Regions from separate parts of the Mus musculus genome. Here regions 2 and 3 are each linked to region 1. Evidence: chromatin loops called from intact Hi-C (ENCODE). Cell type or tissue: heart. All regions are shown on one strand.

The links. Peaks named below come from ENCODE experiments on the same cell type or tissue, not always from the same donor. Only the 100,000 strongest peaks of a DNase experiment are listed, where the experiment ranks them.
Region 2: a loop joins it to region 1, with 5 times the contacts of the local background. A loop is called at or near these places in 14 of 42 quality-filtered maps.
Region 3: a loop joins it to region 1, with 2.4 times the contacts of the local background. A loop is called at or near these places in 3 of 42 quality-filtered maps.

What each region holds. Positions count from the first base shown.
Region 1 is chr7:30,725,143-30,733,142 of GRCm38, forward strand. It overlaps Atp4a (ATPase, H+/K+ exchanging, gastric, alpha polypeptide), which reads left to right. Exons shown (of 22, transcript NM_001290627.1): 22 at 14-392. The coding sequence ends at 42. It overlaps Tmem147 (transmembrane protein 147), which reads right to left and starts at 4,392. Exons shown (of 7, transcript NM_027215.2): 1 at 4,202-4,392; 2 at 4,060-4,129; 3 at 3,515-3,574; 4 at 3,290-3,426; 5 at 3,063-3,147; 6 at 2,845-2,966; 7 at 2,559-2,761. The coding sequence starts at 4,278. The coding sequence ends at 2,638. It overlaps Gapdhs (glyceraldehyde-3-phosphate dehydrogenase, spermatogenic), which reads right to left. Exons shown (of 11, transcript NM_008085.2): 6 at 7,910-8,000; 7 at 7,470-7,551; 8 at 7,054-7,205; 9 at 6,760-6,922; 10 at 5,193-5,290; 11 at 4,637-4,817. The coding sequence ends at 4,745. It also overlaps a transcript of Sbsn not described here. In heart, a CTCF peak has its summit at 4,653; DNase peaks (open chromatin) are centred at 3,349 and 4,449; H3K4me3 peaks cover 2,673 bases; H3K27ac peaks cover 1,949 bases.
Region 2 is chr7:30,660,702-30,668,701 of GRCm38, forward strand. Haus5 (HAUS augmin-like complex, subunit 5) reads right to left here and starts at 4,293. Exons shown (of 19, transcript NM_027999.1): 1 at 4,130-4,293; 2 at 2,522-2,584; 3 at 2,394-2,426; 4 at 2,235-2,259; 5 at 1,168-1,273; 6 at 928-1,087. The coding sequence starts at 4,227. In heart, no CTCF peak of the experiment used is centred here; a DNase peak (open chromatin) is centred at 4,310; H3K4me3 peaks cover 1,703 bases; H3K27ac peaks cover 1,245 bases.
Region 3 is chr7:30,970,656-30,978,655 of GRCm38, forward strand. Lsr (lipolysis stimulated lipoprotein receptor) reads right to left here and starts at 2,814. Exons shown (of 10, transcript NM_017405.2): 1 at 2,425-2,814; 2 at 1,213-1,557. The coding sequence starts at 2,518. It also overlaps a transcript of Fam187b not described here. In heart, a CTCF peak has its summit at 3,462; DNase peaks (open chromatin) are centred at 3,206 and 3,536; H3K4me3 peaks cover 1,995 bases; H3K27ac peaks cover 1,626 bases; H3K27me3 peaks cover 2,157 bases.

The DNA of each region.
Region 1 (8,000 bases):
TTCTCTCTTCCAGGCTGGTGGGACCAGGAACTCTACTATTAGAGGGATAATCATCTCTCCATCCACTATCAGCTGGGACTCATGGGTGTCCATCAAAACATCGATGTACTCGATTCCCAGCCCTCTGGAACTGTACCCACTTCTGCAGCCTGTTGACTCCATTGGAGGGAATCTATCCTTCACCCCTCACCCCATAGTTCCACACCCTCTTGGAGCAGTTGCACCCCAGGAACTGCTCCCAGGATGGGAGGGGCTAAATTAAGCGGTTGGCAGTTCCTGTGGAGGTGTGTCCATCTCAAGGACTCCATCTGGACAAGAAGGTTGTCTGTTACAAACCCCTCATGTTCTACTGGGCAGTAATAAAGCCAGGCCATGTTGCCTGCACAGTCTGAAGTGTTTAACAGTACGCTTGACCTCCCACAAAGGGATTGACGTTCAGGGCTGCAGTGTCTGCAGGGCCTCTTGAAAGCTGGCGCAGGGGTCCAGACTTCCACACCAAGCAGCGGTTGCCACAATCCACAGAGTTCTTGCTGATTCTATTGCTGGTGCCTGTGCCCTTGTGTACTTACAAATTATGGAGGTTCCCCCATAAAGCCCTGGCTGCTGAGGGCTCTAGTTGCTGGCAATGCCCTTCCCTCTGACCACTCCCTTTCCTGGTAACGTTTCTCTCCCTTTCTCTCTGGAGCCTCCCAGGCTGGGCCTAGGATTTGCCTTCCCGTTGTCTACCCCCAACCCTAACCCTTCAAGCCCTGAGGGCTTCGGTTTCATGGCCATTATGCCCACATCTGTCTCCAGTCTCCTGCTGGACTAACATGACCCTCACTGGTCTACTCATCACTCTCGACCTGCTCCCATTTGCTGGCCAGTCTCACTGTCGTCAGGGTAGATCTCCCTAGGAGAGGCAAGAAGGCTCTTGGGAGCTGCCAAACCCCAAATGAGTGGTGCCATGGACGCTTGCCCCCTTACTGACCTGTCATCTCCCACTCACCTCCTACTGACCAACAAAACCAATCACCTCAATACTTGGCTTCAGGCTATCTTCCCACCCCAGCTGAGGGACTATTCCACTATAGCCTTGTAGTTCCTGTCCTTCCACACCACCATGGACAGCTTCCAAAACCCCCAACCAACTCTGGTAGAAGCCCCACTGTCCGGGTCAATGTATCGACTGTCAGCTTTAGCTGCTGCTACTGGACTATGTCTCAAGCCCGGTTAAACTGGAACAGTCTGATGCTTGCCAGAAGCCAGGCCCTTACACCAGCCTGGGCACTTCCTTTTCTCTGCTTGTCCCACTAACCTGGTCTGTTAGATCTCAGCTGATATATCCTCCCCTAAGCCTCCCCACCTATAGGCTGGGCAAAATAGTTTCTGTGTCTCAATAAACCCTATATCCCACCCAGACCTCTAACCACAGCCTAGGCTTCTCCATCAGCACCCTGGTTAGTTCCACGAAGGGACAGACAGGCTATGAGATGGAGGTCCCAATAGTGCTCCATAGTGTGCACCGTCTACCTCCTGTCCACACGAAGTCAAGGCTGTTGAGGATACTTGGCACTTAGGAAAGTGGGGAAGGAGGAAGGTCCATCCGATAGAAATTGTGCCTTCTGTAAACAGACTATCATAGTGAGCCTAAAGGAGCTGTCCTTTCCTATGTCTAAGGCTTAAGAGCCCAGTGAAAGAGGGAAGTGGCAACTGTCCTCCTCCCCAGTGGGGTGGGAAGCATGATGACACTGGGACCAAGGCTGAGAAGTGCCCTAAGACAGTAGGCTTTCCATCAAGGTCTTGGATCTGACACATCCTTCTCAGGGAGTGGATAGGGCAAAAGCCTAGCCTAGTGGAACAAAGAAGGGCACAACCACAGTGGTGGAGTAAGCATCCAGGACAGTATCTAAGTTGGTAGGCTCAACTACAGCTATTTGACTAGCTGACCTAGAATCTCCCATCCCCCAACCCCCACACACATACTGAGAGACTTAGGCCAGGATTTAATCTGAAGGCTGCAAGACTAGTTGAAGCATGCAGAAGCTCAGAACCGAGGAACTCTTCCGAGTGGCCTTGTGGCTTGAACGATGGCAGGAATTTGACTAGGGAAATCGTTCAGAGGAGCAGCTCCAAATTATGAAGGGCAAATGGCACAGCCTACTGTCACCTTCACTAGGAAACTCCACAGAGAGTTGCAAGTGGAAGACGGTGACCTAAGTAGTAGACAAGTTTTATATGAAGCCCCCTAGCTGTTACATGGTGGATGGACTAGAGTGGAGAAATGGGGGGTTGCAAAGTTGGAGGTAACCAGTTTTGGGAAGACTCACCATGGAAGAGGGCTCAAACCAAGCTGTAAGTTGAGGAAGAATGCCCCTCTACCCCAAAGCCCCCTCCTGAACTCTAGTGTGTTCATTCCTTAGCTTGTTCAATGATTACCAAGCCCCCAGGTTCTCATGGGGAAACCAGGAAGACTGGCCAACATTCCAGCTTATTTATCTGGTTCTGAAGCCAGACAGACTCTGTGAGACCTAAGTCCGAGGATTCGGTTTCTGAGAGAGAGAGATGGACATAACAAAAACCTTTCCAAACACTGTTTACTTCACTGAAATCTGGAGAGAGGAAATGAAAAGGTTCGCCAACACCTGAGATGTCAAGCTAGGAGTGTACATTGACAACAGCAACATACAGGGCCAAGGTGCTGAGGGCCAGCAGTCCTGTTACTACTGCCCGGGCGAGCAGTGCTGTCCAACTACCCAAGGAGAAGAGGTGGACGAAGGTCCTGTGGGGAAACATCACAATGAGGAAAAGGAGAGAGAAAACACACCCCCATTTGAACCCAGCCTCATACCCCACCCAGCTCACTCCATGACAAAGGCCTTGTAGACACTAAGGAACATCAGGAGGAGAACAGCAGGCCGGAAGGTGTGGTACAGGTCATAGCGTGTTATCATCCAGACCTGAGCTGATGCAACGATGTAGTGGACCTGCAGGGAGGCAGGAAGGGACTGGGAAGTTGGAGCCAAGTTTTTGGGAGAAGTATGGCTAACAACATAAAGGTAGGCTAGGGCTAGACTGCATACCAGACTGATGTTGGAGTCAATGCTCATCTGGATATATTTCCAGTCAAATTCAATGCCTCGGGCTCCCACCCAGAGGGGGATGCATCTGAGGAAGGCAAAAGGAGGCAGTCTCTAGTACCCAGACTCCCCCACCCCCAGCACCCAGCCTCTGATCACCTCCCCTCAGCACCCCTGTGGGACCCAGCTGTCCATTCCCGGAAGTCTGGGCTCCAGTTTGCTCCACACACCGGGACATAATGAGTTCAGCAGTGGCCCAGCCCAGGGCAGCAACCATAATCTTGTACTCCCCCTTGCCTGCATTCCGAGACATGACAAGGTTTAGGCCTATCAGGTCTGCCACATCCACACTGGCCTTCATGAATTCCTGTGGGTCAGGTAGAGGCTCGAGTAAACACGGGGACCAGGTGAACCGACTCCTGCACTCTTCCTTGCCCTTCCCTTGTTCAACTTACCCCAATGAAGTCATAGATGCCACCTTCCCAGGTGGGGAAGAAAGTGGCCAAGAACAACATCTGAGATCAGAAAGTAGAAAGGTCACTGGAAGGTGAGGGAGATTAAAAACCGAAACAAACAAACAAAAAACTATGTGGATACTGTGGAAAGTAAGTGTGCAAGTAGAGGATATGACGCTGGGTTCTAGGGGTCATTCTAGGTGTAAGTGGCAAGATCACGTGATCTTGGGAGATAGAGGGCAAGTGGCCTGGTTTCTAAAAGTCTAGAAGTTCACGGGGGAATCTGATGTCTAAAAATGCCTAGGCAGCACCCTGCGACACCCTGTGGGTGAAATATCGCACTAAGAGGTTTTCTCATTTTACAACAGTTGTAAGAAAAAGTTGCATCAGGGCCTTTCTGGCCTTGCATCCCTTCTAAGGTATTCGGGCATAGTCCCTAAGCGTTGTCTCGAGGGTGGTCCTATGGAAGGTGACAGCTGCAGAGTCAGGCCCCTGAGATCTGGAATGCCTGGAGGCCAGACACGTGGAGTCCGGGAGTCCCTCACCTTGCATAGCTGCACAAAGAGGTAGGTGACCCCGGCCTGGACGCATTTCCAGAAGGCGTTGTATTCAGACCTGAAGAAGCCGGCGGTGAGGGGTCGGCCCGGGTCCCGCACCCTCTCCACCCCGCGCCCGCCCTGCACTCACAGGCCGCTGCATTTGTACGTGATGAAATAGGGAAAGTAGGCGAGGGCGAAGCAGTTCCCGAAGTGGAACAGGGTCATGACGCCAGCCGCCCGGTCCCGCAAATGCGGGACTCGCCAGGCGCAGCGTCTCCTCTAGTCGGCCTCGCCGGCACCGGGGCCTGGCGCCCACCTGCTTTGCCGTGGCCCGCGCGCGGCCTTATGGGAACTGTAGTCCGGCCTGGTACGTCGCGTGCAGTGACGTCAGAGCGCCCAGCTCCGGCTGTGTTGCAGGGACTTCCAGAGCCTTGCTTACACCGTTGAAGACCTTGTGTTCAGACAGCGCTTTCCCTCTCCCACTCGGCTCGGAGCCAAGCGCCACCTCTTCTCGCTCATCCGAGAACTTTGAACCCCGCCCTGAACGCAAGGTGATCGGCGCAGAGACAAGAGGGCAAAGCTGTGCGCATTCTCGTTTTTATTTCATTGTTGACCCGGTGGCGGCGCCTTTGAGTGGAAGCCGAAGTCAGGAACGCGAGGTGCGCAGGGGAGCAAGGAGGGGCCTTTTGTGTTACTTCTCTCGGCTAAACATGTAGCGGAGGAGGTCGACCACTCGGTTACTGTAGCCATATTCGTTGTCGTACCTGAGGAGGCGAGGAAGGAGGCGTCAGTGTGTGTGTGTGTGTGTGTATACGTGTACGCACTCGCGCGCTCGCCCTCTTGTCAGCCTCCCCCACTATCCTCTGGCATCTATCCCCTTTACCAGGCGTGTGTGTGTGTGTGTGTGTGTGTGTGTGTGTGTGTGTGTGTGTGTGTGTGTGTGTACGTGTACGCACTCGCGCGCTCGCCCTCTTGTCAGCCTCCCCCACTATCCTCTGGCATCTTTCCCCTTTACCAGGCGTGTGTGTGTGTGTGTGTGTGTGTGTGTGTGTGTGTGTGTGTGTGTGTACGTGTACGCACTCGCGCGCTCGCCCTCTTGTCAGCCTCCCCCACTATCCTCTGGCATCTTTCCCCTTTACCAGGCAACAAGCTTCACGAAGTTGTCATTGAGGGCAATTCCAGCCTTAGCATCAAAGATGGAAGAATGGGGATTGCCGTTAAAGTCCGTGGAGACCACCTGCGTGACAATTTCAAAGATAAATGTAGTCGAGCAAAGATCTCCAGGAACCCAGACTCTCAAACCACATTGTCAGTCACTCATCTGGTATACTGGACAGAGACCTTTTGTGTTGGTGACAGAATGTGATCAAGGCAGGTGGAACCTTTGTCTCAGGGACACAGCAGGGGAGCTCAGTGGATAAAAGTGCTTGTCACATAAGCGTGAGCTTTCTGTGTTTGGATCCGCAGAATCCATATAGAGGCTGGGCGGTTGATGGACACTTATAGGCCCAGCAGTCCAGCTCCAGACTGAGGCTCCTTGGAACAAGATGACTAGCTAGATTAGTTAGTTGTCAAGCTACCTTACATCTTGCCTCGGTAACAAGTGGAGTGCAATGGAGGAAGACATGTTTATCACCTGTACCTGGTGTACCGGTACATGTGCCCCGTGCATCTGCATGTACCCACACGGGGGAAGAGGATACAGATCACAATACCCTAATGAGGTTGCATTAAACGTTACATGAAGCGATGACTGGCACGAGGCTGGGTCTTGGGAGCAGAGGGAAGGAGCTACAGACACAGATCTTGGGGGCTGTAGCCCTTAGGAACACAGGGGGTTGGGGGTGGGTTGGCATTGGGGCTGATTTGATCTGACCCATTCAAATGACATCTTGGCATTTGAGAGTGGACCTGTAAAAGCCAAATGCCAGGGAACTTCACTAAGGTGGAGGTGACTTTTTTTTTTTTTTTTTTTTTTTTGATACAGGGTTTGCTATATAGCTCTGGAACTCACTATATAGAGGGCTGCCCTCACATTCATAGAAGTCTACTGCTTCTATCACCTGAGTGCCTGTGCCTCCACACCTAAGATAGTCTGTTCAGTAAAGGTGTCTGACCTGGCCTGGCCCCTGGGTGTGAATCCAGAAAATGAGAACTGCTGTCTTTTGTTCAGGAGTGTATTAAGAGCCTTCTGGGGCCGGAGAGATGGCTCAGTGGTTAAGAGCACTGAGTGCTCATCCAGAGGTCCCGAGTTCAATTCCCATCAACCACACAGTGGCTCACAACCATCTGTAATGGGGTCTGATGCCCTCTCTTCTGGTGTGTCTGAACAGAGCAATGGTGAATATATAAAATTATTAGCGAAAGCTCCATTTTAGCTCTTAGTTCGCTGTTTTCTTGGACAGTATGTGCTATGGGTTACACAAGTGACTTCCAGTCACCATGGTGCAGAAAAGCAGCATCGTTAGATCAAAGAAACATCTGGTCAAGACACCGAGGCAGGAAGGCCCACTTTCCCAGGCTTGCAGGGAAAGCTGTGTTTGAGATAGGGTCTCATTGTGTAGTCCTGGCTGGCCTGCAACTCCTTGGGTGTGAAACACCTGGACAGCTGGTCTGCAGCTTGGCCCATGCAGAATAGCTTCCTGGTGAGTGGGATTTCCCAAGTCCCTCCCCAGAGCACCCCCCCAAGGTTTCCTCAGTCCCTACCTGGTCCTCTGTGTAAGCAAGGATGCCAGCCAAAGGTCCCTTGGCTGCAGCTTTCACAGCCTCCGTGATAGCCGAGTAAGAAGCAGGCTTGGCCAGGCGGCAGGTCAGGTCCACAACTGACACGTTTGGGGTTGGCACCCGGAATGCCATTCCTGTTAGCTTCCTGGAGAATTCCAGAGTAAGGGTGGGAGTCAGAGCCAAAGGTCTTCTACTCCCATTGTCCCCATGCCTTGGGGCCAGTGAGGTTTTCCTAGGGTGTGTGTCCACCCTGGTTCCTGGCTTGTATCTACATACCCTTTGAGCTCTGGGATGACTTTGCCTACAGCCTTGGCAGCCCCAGTGGACGATGGGATGATGTTTTGGTGAGCGCCGCGGCCACCTCGCCAGTCCTTCTTTGATGGCCCATCCACTGTCTTCTGAGTGGCTGTGTAGGAATGGACTGTGGTCTTGGGGAACAAGAGACCCAAGATGAAGCCTCCTTCCTCCTAACCACTCATTCTTCTTTCTTCTAGGACTTGAGAACGTGGCTGAGGTATATGGAGGCAACCAGGGCAACCACCACAGCTACAACCTTGTTAAAGTACTCCAAACGGTGTCTCCACTATGGGCTTCCTTCCTTCCTGAGCTGCTCTCCCTGCTTGCTCCTTGCCTTGCCCCAAGGCCTGGGAAGAAGGGGTTGGTTCCCTGCCATCCTTCCTGCCCCGACTCACCATTAGCCCTTCCACGATCCCGAAGTTTTCATGAATAACCTTGGCGAGAGGAGCCAGGCAGTTGGTGGTACAGGATGCATTGCTGAAACGGCCATAGCATGCCAGATGAGTGGCAGAGCCACCCCTTCTCCACTACTCTTACTTTACCAGGTCTGACTCTGTGAGATGTGAGAATGGGTGTGGGAGGGCTCCCTGGGGATGCCATAAGGAGGAGCCATTGGAGGTGTCACTGGGAAATACTGCCTAGGCATGTCCTCAGATACTGAACATGCCTAGTAGTTTTAGGGTGAAGTTAACATGATGACTTAAGACGTAGGAACTGCTGAGCAGGAACAAGTTGATGTAAAAGACATTAAAGGATTGAGGTGGGGAGAGTGCTACATCCTGGCATGCCTGCTGCTGCCACCCACATGCTGGAGGATGGCCGTCATCTGGGGTACCTGACAATGGTCATAGAGCCAGGGTTATAGTCCTTCTCGTTCACTCCCATGACAAACATGGGTGCATCGGGGGAGGGTGCAGTGACCACCA
Region 2 (8,000 bases), 64 kb before region 1:
AGTCTTTCAGCCCCAAAGGGGACGCAGCCCATGGGTTGAGAACTGCTGATCCTAGCTCTCAGGAGGTTGAGATAGGAAGATGACTAAAAGTCTGAAGTCAACATGGGCTACACAGTGAGTGTCTGCAGCCCTGGCACAGGCTTGTGGTCCCAGTACTGTGGGAAGCTGGCACAGCTGCTGTGGTTACAAAACACATTTAAGGCCAATCTCGGGCTGGAGAGATGGCTCAGAGGTTGAATGGACTGACTGCGCTTCCAGAGGTCCTGAGTTCAATTCCCAGCACCCACATGGTGGCTCACAACCATCTGTAATGGGATCTTGGCACCCTCTTCTGTCGTGCAGGCAGAACACTGTACATAATAAATAAATCTAAAAAAGAAAAAAAAAAAAGGCCAGTTTAGGTAACTTAGTCAGACTCTGACTCACATTTCATAGAACATAAATTTTAAAAGCAAGTCAGGGCTGGAGAGATGGAGAGGTGGCTCAGTGGTTAAGAACACTTCTTGCCTTCTTGCTCTCACAAGGACCTAGCTCACAACTGCCTATACTTTGGCTTCAGAGACTCTGATGCCCTCTGGCCTCCAATGGACACCTGCATGCATGCACATAAACTCCTATGACCCTTCCAGGATTTCCATCTACCTGAAGCTATGAGGTAGTTCCTAGGTTCCTATCTGCCTTCTATGCAGGAGAACATCAGCTCCAGCAAGGTGGGCCTTATTTTGTATATTCACTTGTTTCTCCAAAGCCAGTGTTGTAGACATCCAGTTGGCACCATAAATCCAGGCGCTCAAGATAATAAAACTGCCCATCCTGACAGCCCTTATGCTATGGCTGGAAGCTCATGATTCTGAAAGGAAGGGATCAGGCAGAACACAGGGATTTCTGAGGAGAATGTCTAACCTCCTTGGGGAGGCTGAACCCCACCTTTGCATGTCCTGCAGATGTTTGAGCTGATTCTGCAGCCGCTGCATGGGGTCTTGCAACCCACGTTGCTGTCTTCGTACAGCCCCAGCTTGGGCCTGGAGGAGAAGAGCTCGATGCTGGGTGTCTTTCAGGCTCTGCAGTGTCTGTGTCATAGCTACATCTGTGGGAGGAACAGGGATGGCTGTCAACACTTTTGTCACCCAGGGTTTCACTGCCCATCCGGCTGGCCCCATGAGTCACCCTGAGCTTCAGACTCTTGATCCATCAGCTCCAGGCTCTGGTCTAGCTCTTGGTTCTCTGCCCGAAGGCGGGCCACAGTGGCTTCCAGCTCCAACTTCCGATGGATCTGATAGGATCAGGTAGAGGGTCAGAAGGTCAGATGCTTGGACTCCTTGGAGTTTAGCCTGGCTGTACTACCTTCTGGGTGGCATTCGGCTTCTCTCCTCATCTCCTGGGAGATGGTTGACAGATTTTTCTTTGTTTAAGTGGCTCAGGTCTGACATAGAAGCACTAAGAATCTACTTGGTTCTCTCCCTCCTGGAATTGCCTCTCTATCTTCTTGGTTTCTGTCTGTGGGGTGACTCCTACATCTCTGTCAGATGCTTTTTTAAAATTATTTTTTATTTTTATTGAGATAGGGTTTTGGTGTGTAAACTAGCTCAGACTGCCTTTAAATTCACAGTCTTCTTCAGCATCCACGTGCTGGGATAACAGGCAAGTACCAACATACTCAGCCTCCATTTTTTTAAAAAATGTATGTCGGTGTACCACATGCATACAGGTACCAGTGGAGGCCAGAAGGTGTTAGATCTCCTAGAACTGAAATCACAGTCTGCTGTTAGACATCTGCTCTGGATGCTGGGATAAGTCCTCTTCAAGAGCAGCGAATGCTCTTAATTGTAGGTCCCCCTCCTAGTCTTGACCTCTTCCTTGAATTCCTTAGCAGCTCTGACAAACTCATCCTTCTCCTTTTAGCAGTTTTGTTTACTGTGTCTACTTTTGACCATGTCTCACTATGTAGCCCAGGCTGGCCTTACACTCATGTTGACCCTTCTGCTTCATCCTGAGTGCTGAGACTATAGGACTCAAGACCTTCCTCTCTCCAACACCAATGCCCCATGTCCATACACCACTGCTCCCCATCTCGTGCCTGGCTCACCCTGGATCGCAATCCCTGGGAGCGCAAAGATCTGGGTTGTTTTGTAACATGGTGTTCCTGACAGACCCATCACCTCCAGGGCCTAGAGCAGAATATTTGCAAGCTGACTATTGGTTGAGGGAGAATATTAACCACACAGGCTTCTTACCTTTGGATTGTCCTGATAGGCATGCCTAGAGAAAAGAGAATAGAGTTAGGAGATGGCTGGGGCTTCCAGGGGAGAAGGCAGGAAGTAGAGGCCTTGGTTATGGACAAGGCTAGACAAAACTGGTGAAGATAGGAATCAATGAATTTAAGAAGCAGTTACCAGAGGAGGTTTCCCTGGATCTTCTTGATATTCCTGCATTGGAGAGATGAAGGGAGAGGAGTTGCTGTGGGCCTTCCCTGTGCCTTTCCCACTCTCTGACCCCCTCCCCTGCACTAGGTTTGGCTTACCTCTGACTACGCACATGCTGCACAATGTAGGCCCAGATGTCAGCGCCCTGACTCAGACACAGCCTGAAGGGATACAGCATAGAGTATGACTGGAGCATTGCCCAGGAGGAGAGGAGGACCCTCCACTGTCTCCACAGTTATGGTGGTGGAAAGTTCCAAGATTTCTCACTTCGGTGGGTGGGCCTGGGGGTTGTCACTGAGAGGGTGGCCTTCTCCCTAAGTCTGAGGGTATTCTTATTCCATGACAGGTTCTATTTCTTCTAGGAGAGGTTTAGTTGTAGTCACTTTCAGAGGTGGGTGTAAGAGGTTTCCACCCCAGGAAATGGTCTTTCATAACAGGGTCATATGCTACTGGTTTCTGCAGATTTGATCCCCAATAGAACAGCCACTGCCAACTGCCTAGTGTCACCTTTGATTAGGGTAAGAGTGGGTAGGTGAGGTGCTGTAGGAACCCCCTTATTCTGCAGATCTGTCTCATTCTCGATGAGGGATAAAGAAATAATAGTTTTGTTTTGTTTTTTTGGTTTTTTGAGACAGGGTTTCTCTGTATAGCCCTGGCTGTCCTGGAACTCACTTTGTAGACCAGGCTGGCCTCGAACTCAGAAATCCGCCTGCCTCTGCCTCCCGAGTGCTGGGAAGAAATATAGTTTTTAGCTTAATATTTTGTTTTGTTTTGTTTTTGTCTTTTCAAGACAGGGTTTCTCTGTGTAGCCGAACTCAGAAATTCACCTGCCTCTGCCTATCAAGTGCTAGGATTAAAGGGGTGCGTCACCACGCCCGGCTTAGTTTTTAGCTTAATTAATGTATACCAAAGTTATTTGCAGAGCTTGCTTCCCCTATCTCTGTCTCCTGCTGCAAGCTGTCTGCAGCAGCCACTCTCTATCTTCAGCTGTCTCCTGCTGCTTAAAGAATCTTCCCTTTCTCCAGGCAGTGGTGGCGCATGTCTTTAATCCCAGCACTTGGGAGGCAGAAGCAGGTGGATTTCTGAGTTCTAGGCCAGCCTGATCTACAGAGTGAGTTCCAGGACAGCCAGGGATACACAGAGAAACCCTGTCTTGAGAAACTCAAAAAAAAAAAAAAAAAAAAAAAAAAAAAAGAAAGAAAGAAAGATTCTTCTCTTTCCCTGCCAGTGTAAACAAATTCAAGACCACCCGGCCCCTTCCCTATCTGCAGGGACAGACTAGTGGTCATAAAGACCACAGCTGCCAGAAATGACCATCCTTGAGAAAACCTCCCTAGCCCTCCTCAGCCTGAATTCTGAGGAAAACTACAAGCTGCTTTGACCTTGCTGATTGCTGACAAAGTTTTCTGCCAAATTAAAATTATACTGTTGCTTTATTAGCCAATAATAAAATAGCTGTGTGAGCCCTTTCACAAAAAGTATAAATTAGCTGTATTTAGACAATCGGGGTTGACTCTCCCTGCGAGGCTGAGCAACCTCATGTGCGTCGGATTAAAAACCTCTTGTTATTACAGCGTCTATGATCAAGCTGTGTTTCTGGGGGTCGCGTTCTCTACACCTGGGCCCCGGGGGTCTAACAGGGCGGTGATCTTACTCCTCGAGGCTAATTCCAGGATGGGGAGACCTTACTCCAGAAGCAGCCTCACCTACGCAGCGTCGACTCCCGGGGGCGAGCTGCTAGGGGCACCTCCATCTCTTCAGCAGCCCAGCGACTCAGTTCCCGCTCTTTCTGCGTTAGTTCCATGGCTGTCACAGAGCTCAGCTGCAGTCGCAGCTTCCCGCACTCTCTTTAAGTATGGCGCCCATCTATGACGTCAGGAGCGCGACGCTGAGATGTCACCGGTTGCCAAGCAGACAGCAGGTCCCGGCTGACGGGTCTCTCTGTACCGGGCCGCTACCCGTAGCGGCTCTTGGCGCTCTAGTGTATGTAGGTTAGTAAATGAAAATGAAAAGGATGGGGTGAAATTCAGACACCCGCTTATCCACCTTTGTTCTTTCACTCACTGTAAGAGGCAGAAGGTTCTAAAAGCTTCACTCTACCTGGGGAAAAAAAGGGGGCGGCGGGTGGGAACGTGCAAGAAATTTCCTTTTCCCAAACTCGGGCTTTTAGACAAAACCCATCATTCTCTCAGGGACTTAAGAAAATCGTTTTTACTTGCTAAAAGTGGTCATTCTCCTCGTCTTTGGCAGAAGGGACATAGAACTCTTCCATTAATCTATGCCTTTGGTGGCGTCTATTGGCATATCGAGGTCTATGCTAGCTTCTAGGTTCCTTCAGGCCCTTCTCACAACAACCTCTTACAGAGTCATCCTGCCTGCCTGGCATACCCCGCCCCTACACCGAATCTCTCTAGCCCCCGAGCTTTGCCCACTTCAGATTCTCATAACTCAGCCATTTTGGCCACTCCCCTCTTTATTCCCAAGCACCCTCGGGGTCCTCTTGGAACCCTCTCTCCAAGTCTTCTCTTCTTAGCTCGCCCCCGCCCCACTCCCCACCTCTCCTCTCGTGGCCCCATCTATTTTGCTGGTTATATTCAGTCTGAACTCTTCCAGATGCCTCTGGCTGTACTCTTCTTCATGTCTACAGTAAAATCCTTCTCACCCATACTTAGGAGCATTCTTGTCCTGTTGTGGGTTGCCCTGGCGCCATTTGTATTTTGATGTTTATTCTGCTTCATCAAGAGGAGCTGTCCTCTACAATGAGCAGAGCGCATACTCAGGTGATCTCACTGGGCCTTCTTCCCAGTCTCAGAGAGGGAGGAGAGAGACATGGCCTGGAGAAGCCGCAAGTAGCAAGAAGTCTCATAGTTGGCAACTAGATTAGTACAGTGATAGATCTGCCCAATCTAGGCATATAGCTTATAACTATAACTGAGTTGTGTGTTTTTTATACGGGCTTATTGGGGTGAGAAATTACCGCAACATTGTCCTGATTTTCATTCAATGAGAAACAAATGAGAGACAATGGACTTAATGCTCATTTTATTAATTTTTAATTTAGCTAACTTTTCTATATATTTTAAGATATGTTAGATCTTATTTTGTGAGTATATGTTTTTTTGCCTGCATGCAGTACGGTAATTCCCCAAATTAATCTGCAAGCTCCACCTGCTCAGGAACCAGATAACTTCCTGGAATGCAGGAATTTAATTTTTAAAAAAGATTTATTTATTATTATATGTAAGTACACTGTAGCTGTCTTCAGACACACCAGAAGAGGGCATCGGATCCAATTACAGATGGTTGTGAGCCACCATGTGGTTGCTGGGAATTGAAGTCAGGACCTTTCAGAAGAGCAGTCAGTGCTCTTAACCACTGAGCCATCTCTCTAGCCCCCGTCTTATCTTAAAAATCCAGGTTTATAGAATTTTACTAAGATAAAAACTGCACCTCCATGCACGTATGTACAGCAATGTACCTTTCAGACAGCCACACTCGTAACATAAAAACCCACTTGCAATTAATTTTAGAAAGATTAAATGGTTTACACTATTAGAACTTGATTTTGCCTTCTGAAAATTATGATTATGCTCTATGTCTTTGCTCTTTAAAAAATACTTAATTTTGATATTGCAAAGACACAATTGAGAGATTTCAAACTTCCTTTAAAAAGTTTTAGAGGCTTACAACATTAAAAAAGGTTAAACATTACTGGCTTAGAGATGTCTCTCCTTGCCTAAGGTCTATTTAGGCTGACAGATGATTTAAGAATATATGTCTATCTTTGCTTTTGCTAGCATTATGAAACTAGTTTTTTAATAAACTGAGTCATATGGGAAACTGTTATGTTCTACAATGACACACCATATATAGGTCAGAAACGTTCCCAGTCTCTTTATGGATTAAAAAGCTTTGTTTTGACACTAAGAGAAGTCCAGTTTAAAATCCTTATTTTAAATCTAAACGTAAAAGAAAAAAATCTAAACATAACAGCTATAATATGTGAAGTTCTAATCTTATGAAGCTTACTAAATTACTGTAAACTATTGAGGATAATTAAAAAATGCAAGTTAATATAATCAAATTCTTCAATATCTTCAGAAGTATATTTATAGTCATGATAAACACTAAAAGCAGAGAAGGATGGTTTAACTCAGGTATGTTTGGTAGGTACCAGCTATAATCTGTTAGAGATCTTTTGAATATGTCATTTAAGATGTTTAAACTTATTATGACTGACAGAGACTCCCAGATCCTAGCAGTGACACCCCCTGCCAAGGTTTCCAAGAAGATAATGGGCACAGGGGTTTGGTGTATAAAGGACTCCATCTGGGTTGTGGTAATGCTAACCACTGGGCAAGACTGCCCCACTGCTAGGGCTCAGCCCTTTTGGACAAGCAAGACATGGAAGAATTGATTATCCTACTTTGCCTAGATAAGGTGAGGTCAGTCTCTCCCATGTTCTCCTCCTCAGAGAAGCCTCTCATCTTTGGGCCTAATGTCCAATGACTGCCTCTGTTCCCAGAGCCATGCAGACAGTCTGAGACGACTGGCTAGGGAATGGACTATGGACTAGTCTCTGTCTTTTTAATGGATACATAGGTTATATAGACTATAATTTATCCTTCTCAGTTCTCTGATCACATTGACAGCTAGGCTAACTGTAGCTTGTCAGCTAGGGAACAACAGGCAACTAGCTCCTGATCCAGGTAATCACCCACTGTGTCAGTTCGTCAGTCAGTTCATTAACTAGTTAAAGCTACTAGGTCTCTTATTAACAGAGGACAAATGGGTTTGCCTTGCTCACAGACCTCGTGTTAAAAGATAAACAGATTGTAGATGTAACTTTTCACTAAAGAAACATGTTTTATACTTTTGCTAAGACTTGAAGACATGTGTCTATTTCTGCTGTCTTGCAGATACTTGTTGACTGCTTCTTCTACACTGTTATTTTAATACAATGGTAGTGCTAATATACCTCCTTTTATGAACTGAAAAATTCACGTAATCTTCAGGGAATCAAAGAAGTCCCAAGACTTGAATCCACATAAGCACACCTGCCTGTTCCTGAAAATGGAACTTTTCCTTGGTCGTGGAACTTCTTTCCTTCCCCAGTTACCAGAAATTTTTAACTTCTGTTTCTAGTCACAGCAGATTTTCACTTGGCTGACATCCAGGGATCACCTGTAGATTGCAGGCTACTGAGCTTTGACTTGCTGTAGCTGATATAAACCAGTCCAGGCGATGGGACTGCTTTCTGTCTTTCAGCTTTTAATAAATACCCCATTCATTTCAGCCTTCCTTGGCCCTGAGAACATCCTAATATCAACTGGTCTCAGACAGAAGATACAAAACCCATCAACAAAACCAAGGAACCTCTCCCATAGTTTGAGTTGACAACTCAAACTTGTAAGAGAAGAAGGGGGATGTTCCAAGAATAAGGATGGATTTCACAGGGCTAAGGAGTCAGGGAGTGTAGCTGGTGTACTATGCATGAAGTTTGGAGTTCGGTCCCGAGCACTGCATAAACTGGCTGTGGTTGTGCTTACTGTAATCCTTCACTCAGCAAGTGGAGTA
Region 3 (8,000 bases), 250 kb after region 1:
TATGTAGCCAGACTGGCCTCCAACTTGCTACATAGCTGAAGGTGGTTTTAATGCGTTATCTACTTCCACCTTCCCCATGCTAGGATCAGAGGTGTGCCCGCTCTTCCTAGGTCTTCTCACCGCCAGTCTCACTTCTAGAAGGCAACCTGGGGCAGAGACAGGGTCTGGGCTATTCTACTCACCACCCTTTTCTAAATGCTTCTAAGAGCACCAGGGACACAGTCGATCCTTGACAAACATCAAGTCAGTGGCTATGGACATAACTCAGTAGTAGAGCACCAGCCTAGAATCCTACCCCCACCCCACCCCCCGAAGGGTTGGGGGTGAGGTTCAGTGGTAGAGCCCCTGCCCAGGATCCCCCAGAGAGGGGCTGGGGACGTGGCTTAGAGGTAGAGCTAGCCATGTAACTCTATCTAGGACATGACAAGCCCTGAGTTCCATCCATATCTAGTACCATTAGAGAACAAAAAGAAAGAAAGAAAGAATGAATGAATGAATGAATGAATGATTGGAGACTGGGTCTACAGTGGTGGCATTCAAACTCAGCTGTTAACTTCCAGCAAGACGCTTGACTCTAGGGACCTCTGAAAAAAATGACAATAATAGAATGGAGTTACTCAATTACTGTGTGGTCTATCTGAGCTAACCCACTCCAGGCCAAACTAAAGCAGGCCTTGGGTCTCACTGCATACAGCTGGTCTTGAACTCAAGATCCTCTGCCTCAGCCCTGCAAGTGCTGCGGTTATAGGTTTGCTATAACAGCTGGTTAAAGTATTACTTCTTATTGCTGGCAATTTAGTATTATAAAGGAAATCCTCACTTTAATCTCTACTCAGTTTTTGTTGTTCTATCTGCAAGCCTTTGACACTGTGTATTTAGTCCGTCTCCTTTATAACACCCTAAACTCTGTAAGAGGGTTATTTGATGGTTTTATTTCTATGTTCCCAGAGCCTAGAACAAACTTGGTATACAGTCTGGGCTTTATTGTAGGATAATGGGATGGAAGGATATAGATGGATGGATAGGTGATATGTGGGTAGATGGATGTGTGGGTAGGCAAGTGAATGGATGCATGAATGTGTGGATGGGTGAGTGGGTGGCCAGGTGGGTAAATGGAAGGATCCCTTCCTTCATCGGCCCATTTAGGACAGGACCCTCAAACAGTCTCACTCCCACCACCCACAGAGCCTCCTCCCGCCTTGCCCCACATACTTCCTGTGATGGTGATTCTCCTGCCCTGGTAGTAGTCTCCCAGGGTCACAGCATTGCCCTGTTTGGTGGCCACCACCCTGACAGTGCGTACGCTGTCCTGGCACTCCACATAGGGGTTGTAGCCGGGGTTGCCAGCCGCCAGCTGGGCGTTGAGCTGGTTGTCCACGCTGGCAGGGGAGAAGGCGTCGGCAACACGGTCCCGACAGAACGACTTATACTTCCAGATCACGATAGGGGCTGTGAGGGTATTGCTCATCTGGTAGGTGCAGTGTAGTGTCACTGGCTGGAACAGGATCACTACGTGGTAGGGGTCAGGCACGGTCACCTGGATGGCACTGGCACGGTCTGAGAAGAAGAGTATAGTCAGCAGGGATAGATAAACCCAGGGAGGTACCACAACAGCAATGAGCCACACCACTTAGACAGTATATGCAGTCTTTCAGAGCACCTAGCATATTGTTCCTTAATCCCCGAGACTGGCGAGGCAGATCTGATAATCATGCCCATTTTATACACCTCCGGGGCTGAAAAGTGGTAAGTATGTAGCCATCCGGGCTAGGTCCCTAGAATATTCTGTCCACATCCTCCTACCCAGAGACTCTTCAAAATGCACATCCAAATGTAGATGGAACCCCTAGGCCCCCACTTAAGCTAACATTCAACAATCTAGGCGGAAGATGACTTAAGGTTCAAAAGTCCATTCTACAGATACCAGGGATGTAGGTGGGGTGGGGAGTCCCCAATTCCACACCCACTCCAAGCCAGGGCACTGTTTCTCGAGCTCTTGGCCTGATCCAGTCCGGGAATGACCTCTCCCCGTTACCCCAACACTTAGAAATCTTGAGGTGCGTCCAAGATCCCAATGGCAGGCCTATCTCACGATCGGGAGGCCTTGCTCCTGACCACAAAGGGTCCCCTTCTCCATACAGCGCTCAGCCTTAAGATCCCCAGAGTTTTCACTTCCTGTTATCTCCGACAAAGGCGGAGGACCGGACTGGGCGCCACAAGAAACTCCCTTCCTTGGGCACACAGGGGTCTCCTCAACCAGGCGGGTTCTGGAGATCTTTAATCTGCACTCCCGCACCAACCATCACTCACGACTCCCCACCACTTGGTTTCGGGTCCTCCAAGGCCGGTGAGAACCACAGCCCTCCATCCACCTCCGGTAGCGCCCTCCCGCCGTCCCACAGCACCAGGGACCCCAATCCTTACCTGGGCAGTAAATGATGAGAAAAAGACACACGAAGATCGTGGTGGCCGGGTGGGAGCCAGGCGCCCCAGCACACGCGCTGGCCGCCGGCGCCATCGCGGCCGTCTAGCAGCGACGGTGCCCGCGCGTCCCCTCCCAAGTATCCAGAGAGTAGGGGGCGCGGCGAGCACCAGGGCCGAGAAGGGTGCGTGCTGCGCCCGGCCCCTATTCCAAGTCCATTTTCCTCGCACTGGGGGAGTTCTAACCTACAAAATGAACTTGGACGAAGCTCATGCCTTCGGCTTCCCGAAGACAACTGACCCGGCGCGCGGTGGCTCTCTGGGTCACTCTACCCCCTGCGCACTCCCGGGAATGGAACCGCCCAGGTACACAAGGGTGGGAGCCCGGGGGCTGGACTTGGGGGTGGGCGGCGGGGGCGGGCCTTGCGGGCCTCCCTCCCCGGAAGTGGGCTGACTCAGGTGCGCTCCTGCCTCCAGGGCCTGAACCAAGTGACCGCTTTGCCAGGAGGGCGTCTGCACCATAGGCGACCTGTGCAGCCACCTGTTGCTCTAGTCAAAGTTGAAAGGACTGAACTCCCTGAGGACAGAGACCCTCTGGGCGTGCTCCACCTGCCGAGAGGGGCCGGGCCTTGTGCGCACCTGTTCGCTGCTGGTCCACACCCCTGTCCCGGGAGCCGATGGACCCGCCTAGGTGCGCCCTGTAGGGAGGTGCCAAGCAGAGCCAGGTCCCAGCTGCCAGGGGAATGTCGGTGACGCAGCCTGCCTTCCCACTCTCGCCCTGGTGGGGGAAGTGCTGCGGTCTTTCTGGGCTCCACATTTGAATGATTCGAGGAATCAATGAGGTCGCACTAGAAAAGATGCTCTGGCCCCCTAGGGGACGCTCGTGGGGACTGCACCTCTTAAAAAGTTGCAGTCGTACTTAGGCAGTTTCCCTACTTCCCTTATTTCCTAACTTGTGGTTTCTTTTCCACCTCCCGCTCGGGTATCCCTCGCTCTTGGTCAGGCCTTCGAAGTTCTGATGATTAAAGGCTCTGAGCCAAGACTGGAGACCAACAGATCTGTTTCGGATCAAAGGTTCCCAGGCCTCACCTGCACCCCGGGCGCGGCCCGTAGCTCTCCTCCTTCTCAGCGCAACACTGCTGCTCCCTGGTGGCGCCGAGAGGAAACGCATTCTGGGAGACTGAACTGGCCACTGCTTGGTGAGTTGGGAACCTACCATTTTCCTACCATTTTCTTCTCTGTTTTGTAAATGGTGTCAGGTCACATTCTTCTGCTCAGAACTTTGCTGTGTTCCCTCTCAAGCAAAATTCAAAGTACATTGGCCTGATTGACTTTCCCCAGCCAACTTTTCTTAGTTGACTTCAGCCATACTGGCCTAGCTGGTCCTGGATCAGGTTTTCACATATGGCAGGCTTAGCTACCAGAATTCCCTTCCTGTTGCGGACACCTGCTACCATTTCCCCTACGGCCGCTTTTAAAGGCAAAGGCGTCTCATAAAATTTCACCCTGTTCCCATGTGGCTTAAAAATCATGGTTTAAAAAATAGAGGAAATCGCCACTGCCGTCATTTTTACCACTTGTAATCCTAAACCAGTTGCATGTGTTACTTTGTGTTTTGTAGATGTCATTATTATCAATATGTTATCAATACCTAAAACTTGGTCATCATCTCCAACGTAGGAAAAAAAGAATCTGTTTTTGATTAGAACCCACACTAATCACTTTCATTCAACATTTTTACCATCCCCAAAGATAACGTCTTCCACGTAGAACTCTTGAGAGTAGAATCTCAGCATATACCCCAGGGCAGGCTTATCCCCAACTTCTCTCGCCCACTTTCCTCCCTTCAAACCATTTACTGTCATCTGATATTTTACTAATAAGATTTTTACCACCTATCTTATTCCGTCCCAAAGACAACATTGCTTAGCAAATATTCCATCCCTCCATTTCCTGGCCCTTCTGCAGTTAGCTGGGGCTATCCTGTCAGTTATACCGAGTAGCATATAAGCAAAAGTGAGGAGGGTCCCCCCTCCCAGGCCAGAACATTTAATAGCCAGTGTGTGGAACAAGACCCCGCCCCCTTCTCCTGCCACAGCAAATATTTCAGATGGCATCTGTGGGGCCCTTGAGGAGGAGCACTCTCCACTAGCCAATGCTGGGCATAAAAGAGTGAGAAAAGAATAGAGTTTCGAAGCTAAGATTCCAGAATGGGTTTCTTAGGTTATGGGATCTAGGCTGTCCCAGTCAGTAGGTCCCAGCTACACCAAGGGGACGGTTTGTTGATGACTGGAGAGTCTTTATTACTACAGGAGAGGAGGCCCTCATCATGGCTTCCCACTGGACTTCAGAAACAGTAGAGACCAGGACCTCTCCCTCCCCCTTCCAATGGACATGAAGCCCTTGTCCCATTCCCATGTCAGGTACTTTCCATCTCTGTGACACATGCCAGCCGGTGAGAAACGGGTGTTGTTTGCTTATTTGTTTAAATCTTGGTTCATGGTTTCAAAGGTTTCTGGGCACGGCTGGCAGGCTGCATCATCTGGGGCTTGCATTGCATGGTGGGAGAGGCACAGAACCAAGTTCAGTGCTTGCTTCATGGAGGCCAGGACACAGAGAGGCAGACAGGAAGAGGACAGGGACAATATAGACCTAAGGACACAGTTGTAGTCCTGCTACCTGGGTCCCATGTCCCAGTGGTGGACCAGCATGATGCCATCTTAAGATTAAGAGCTGGGCTGGAGAGATGGCTCAGCAGTTAAGAGCACTGACTGCTCTTCCGAAGCTCCTGGGTTCAAATCCCAGCAACCACATGGTGGCTCACAGCCATCTGTAATGAGATCTGATGGCTTCTTCTGGTGTGTCTAAAGACAGCTACAGTGTACTTACATATAATAAATAAATCTTCAGAAAAGAATTAAGAGCCATCTTGTTACAAGGTCATTCCCGATTTCTATAAAACTGGCGTTTGATCATGATTTGACACATTTCTTGTGCATGTTCCACCTCTTATAAATACTGTGACCTCCACCCTGATGAAATGCTCTGCCAAATAATTTTGAACTGTTCCTCTGAGGTCCTACATAACCAAAACCCCTTGAAAGCCCTCTGGCCTTGAAGTTTTGGAGCTAGTATAAAGCCCACCTTTTCCTGGGTTTGATGCGGTTTTCTCAAACTCCACTTTAGAGACCTATAGCCCCATCTGACAGAAAATAAAACTTGCCTCATTTGACCAAAGAATTTGGGTAATGGTCTTTATTCTTGTTCGGTGAGATCAACATTAAGGTTTCCAGTACCAGCAAAATTCATACCACTGGCCAGGTGGTGGTGGTGCACGCCTTTAATCCCAGCACTTGGGAGGCAGAGGCAGGTGGATTTCTGAGTTCGAGGCCAGCCTGGTCTACAAAGTGAGTTCCAGGACAGCCAGGGCTATACAGAGATACCCTGTCTCGAAAAACCAAAATAAATAAATAAATAAATAAATAAATAAATAAATAAATAAATTCACACCACCATCTGGGATCCAAAAATATGAACTTAAGAGGATGTCTATATGAAAGCACACCAGTGTCTTTGTGTACTGGATGTGTGGAGAGCAAATAATTCTATTTCCTGGGGACATTTTAAGTTATATAGATAGCACACACCTTTATTGAGTTTTTATTTTATAGTCACCGGTTTGCCCGCATATAGGTCTGTGCATCACAGGTGTATCTGGTGCCTGCAGAAGCAGAAGAGGGTATCAGATCTGGGATTGGAATTACAGTTATGAGCTGCCATGTGGGTGCTGGGAGTCCATCCCAGGTCCCCAGGAGAAGGTACCAGTGCTCTCAACCGCTGAGCCATCTCTCCAGCCCAGGTTGTTATATTTGATGTACATGTGGAGAAACTCGCTGAACCACAGTTCACAGGGCCGGTGGTGCCCAAGTTCTGTGGGTGACGTCACAGTACCCAAGAAGGTTCTGAAGTTCCTTGTCTAGTTTAGTCAGCCATGCTGGCTACTCTGTGGCTGGTTGGTCTTTCTCTTCCCATGCTGTGGGCCCAGAGACTAATCAGCTGTCCCTACAAGAATGTGTGTCAGTATGCCCTGCTCTCAGGCAGTGACGTGATACTGCAGTGTAACTACCCCAAAGCACTTTGGTATTTTTCTTCATCTTTAGAGGACAAACTGTCCCTGGTCAACTCCAAGCCTGATGGGAGGGTACTGCCTGGGAGCGACCTGCAGTTGTCTGACCCTAAGCCTTCCCAGACAGGCCTCTACCGCTGCCTGGATAATCACAAGGCCCGTTTGGTAGAATATGAGATTGACTTTCAGAACATAGCTCTGTTGCACATCACTCACAAAGACCTGGGCCAAGAGCCCATGGGAAATGAGAGCATGAACCTGGGAGGCAAGGTTCTTGTTTTTACCCGCTGGGATCCTTGGCAAGATTGTAACCGTTGCCAAAAGCCAGGTGAGCGCAAACGTCTAGGCTACTGCTATGTGGAGGAGCCCCAAGAAAAGCCCATGCCTTGCTGGCTCTACCTGAGAGAGGAGAAGGTGACCAACAGCCGCCTGAGGCCTGAACTCCAGCTACAAGCCTGCCAGGTACCCTGTGACACCGCCACGGAGACCAACCAGCCGTACTTTGTCTTTGACACATATCTGCTGGACAAACCCAACAGCAATGCTCGACTCAAGTGTCCCTTGGCTTCCATCTACAGGTAATGAGCAGGCGCAGGATGCTCACAGCTCTTCTCTTGGTCCTCACCTAAACCCAGTCTCCAGAGCTATCTGGTGCTAGGGGTCTCTGTTAATAGACAAGCCAGCACTTCTTCCCAACCCAGAAGCCTTCATGGTCAGAGTCTAGAGGGATCGGTTTGCTTAGATATTTCCACACCTGAAATAATGTCTGAGCTGGGAGCTGGGCAAAGGATGCAGAGAAAGGTGGTGACTGAGAAAGACCTATTACCAGTCCACACAGGCAGTCTGGAGCCTGAGACTTAGCCAATGCAAACACTGATGTGAGGTCCTGCTGCTGGATCCCGAGGGGTGTGGTTTGTCCCTCTGTCCTTCACCAATGGCACGGTGTCTTAGGCTTCTTCCCTTCTTTTTATTTTTTGAGACAGAGTCTTACTGTGTAGTCTTTGCTGGCCTGGAACTGGCTATATACCAGGCTGACCTTGAACTCACAAGAGATCTGCCTCCCTCCACCTCCTGGATGCTGAAATTAAGAGTGTGAACCACCACACCTGGCACGAGTTTGTTTCTCTGACTGTCCATGGCAAAGGGTGGTGACATGACATCATAATAATTGGACAAAAATTGCAACAGCTATAGGTATTGCGTGCAGAAACTATTGGCAAAAACGTAGACGAATCTGCTATGTACTGAGACCCTGTGTAAAGAATAAGGCCCCAAACAAACAAATCAGCAAAACAAAACGAACTAAAATCAGTCCCCAAACCTAGACTTAGAAAACTTTTTGGAAGACAGCTCGTCAGATGTTTCCTGCTGAATGTCCTTGGTTTTCACAACCGTGGGTGATATTTTAGTTCTTTTTAATTGTTCCTTTTAATTCTCATAAGAATCACAGTTA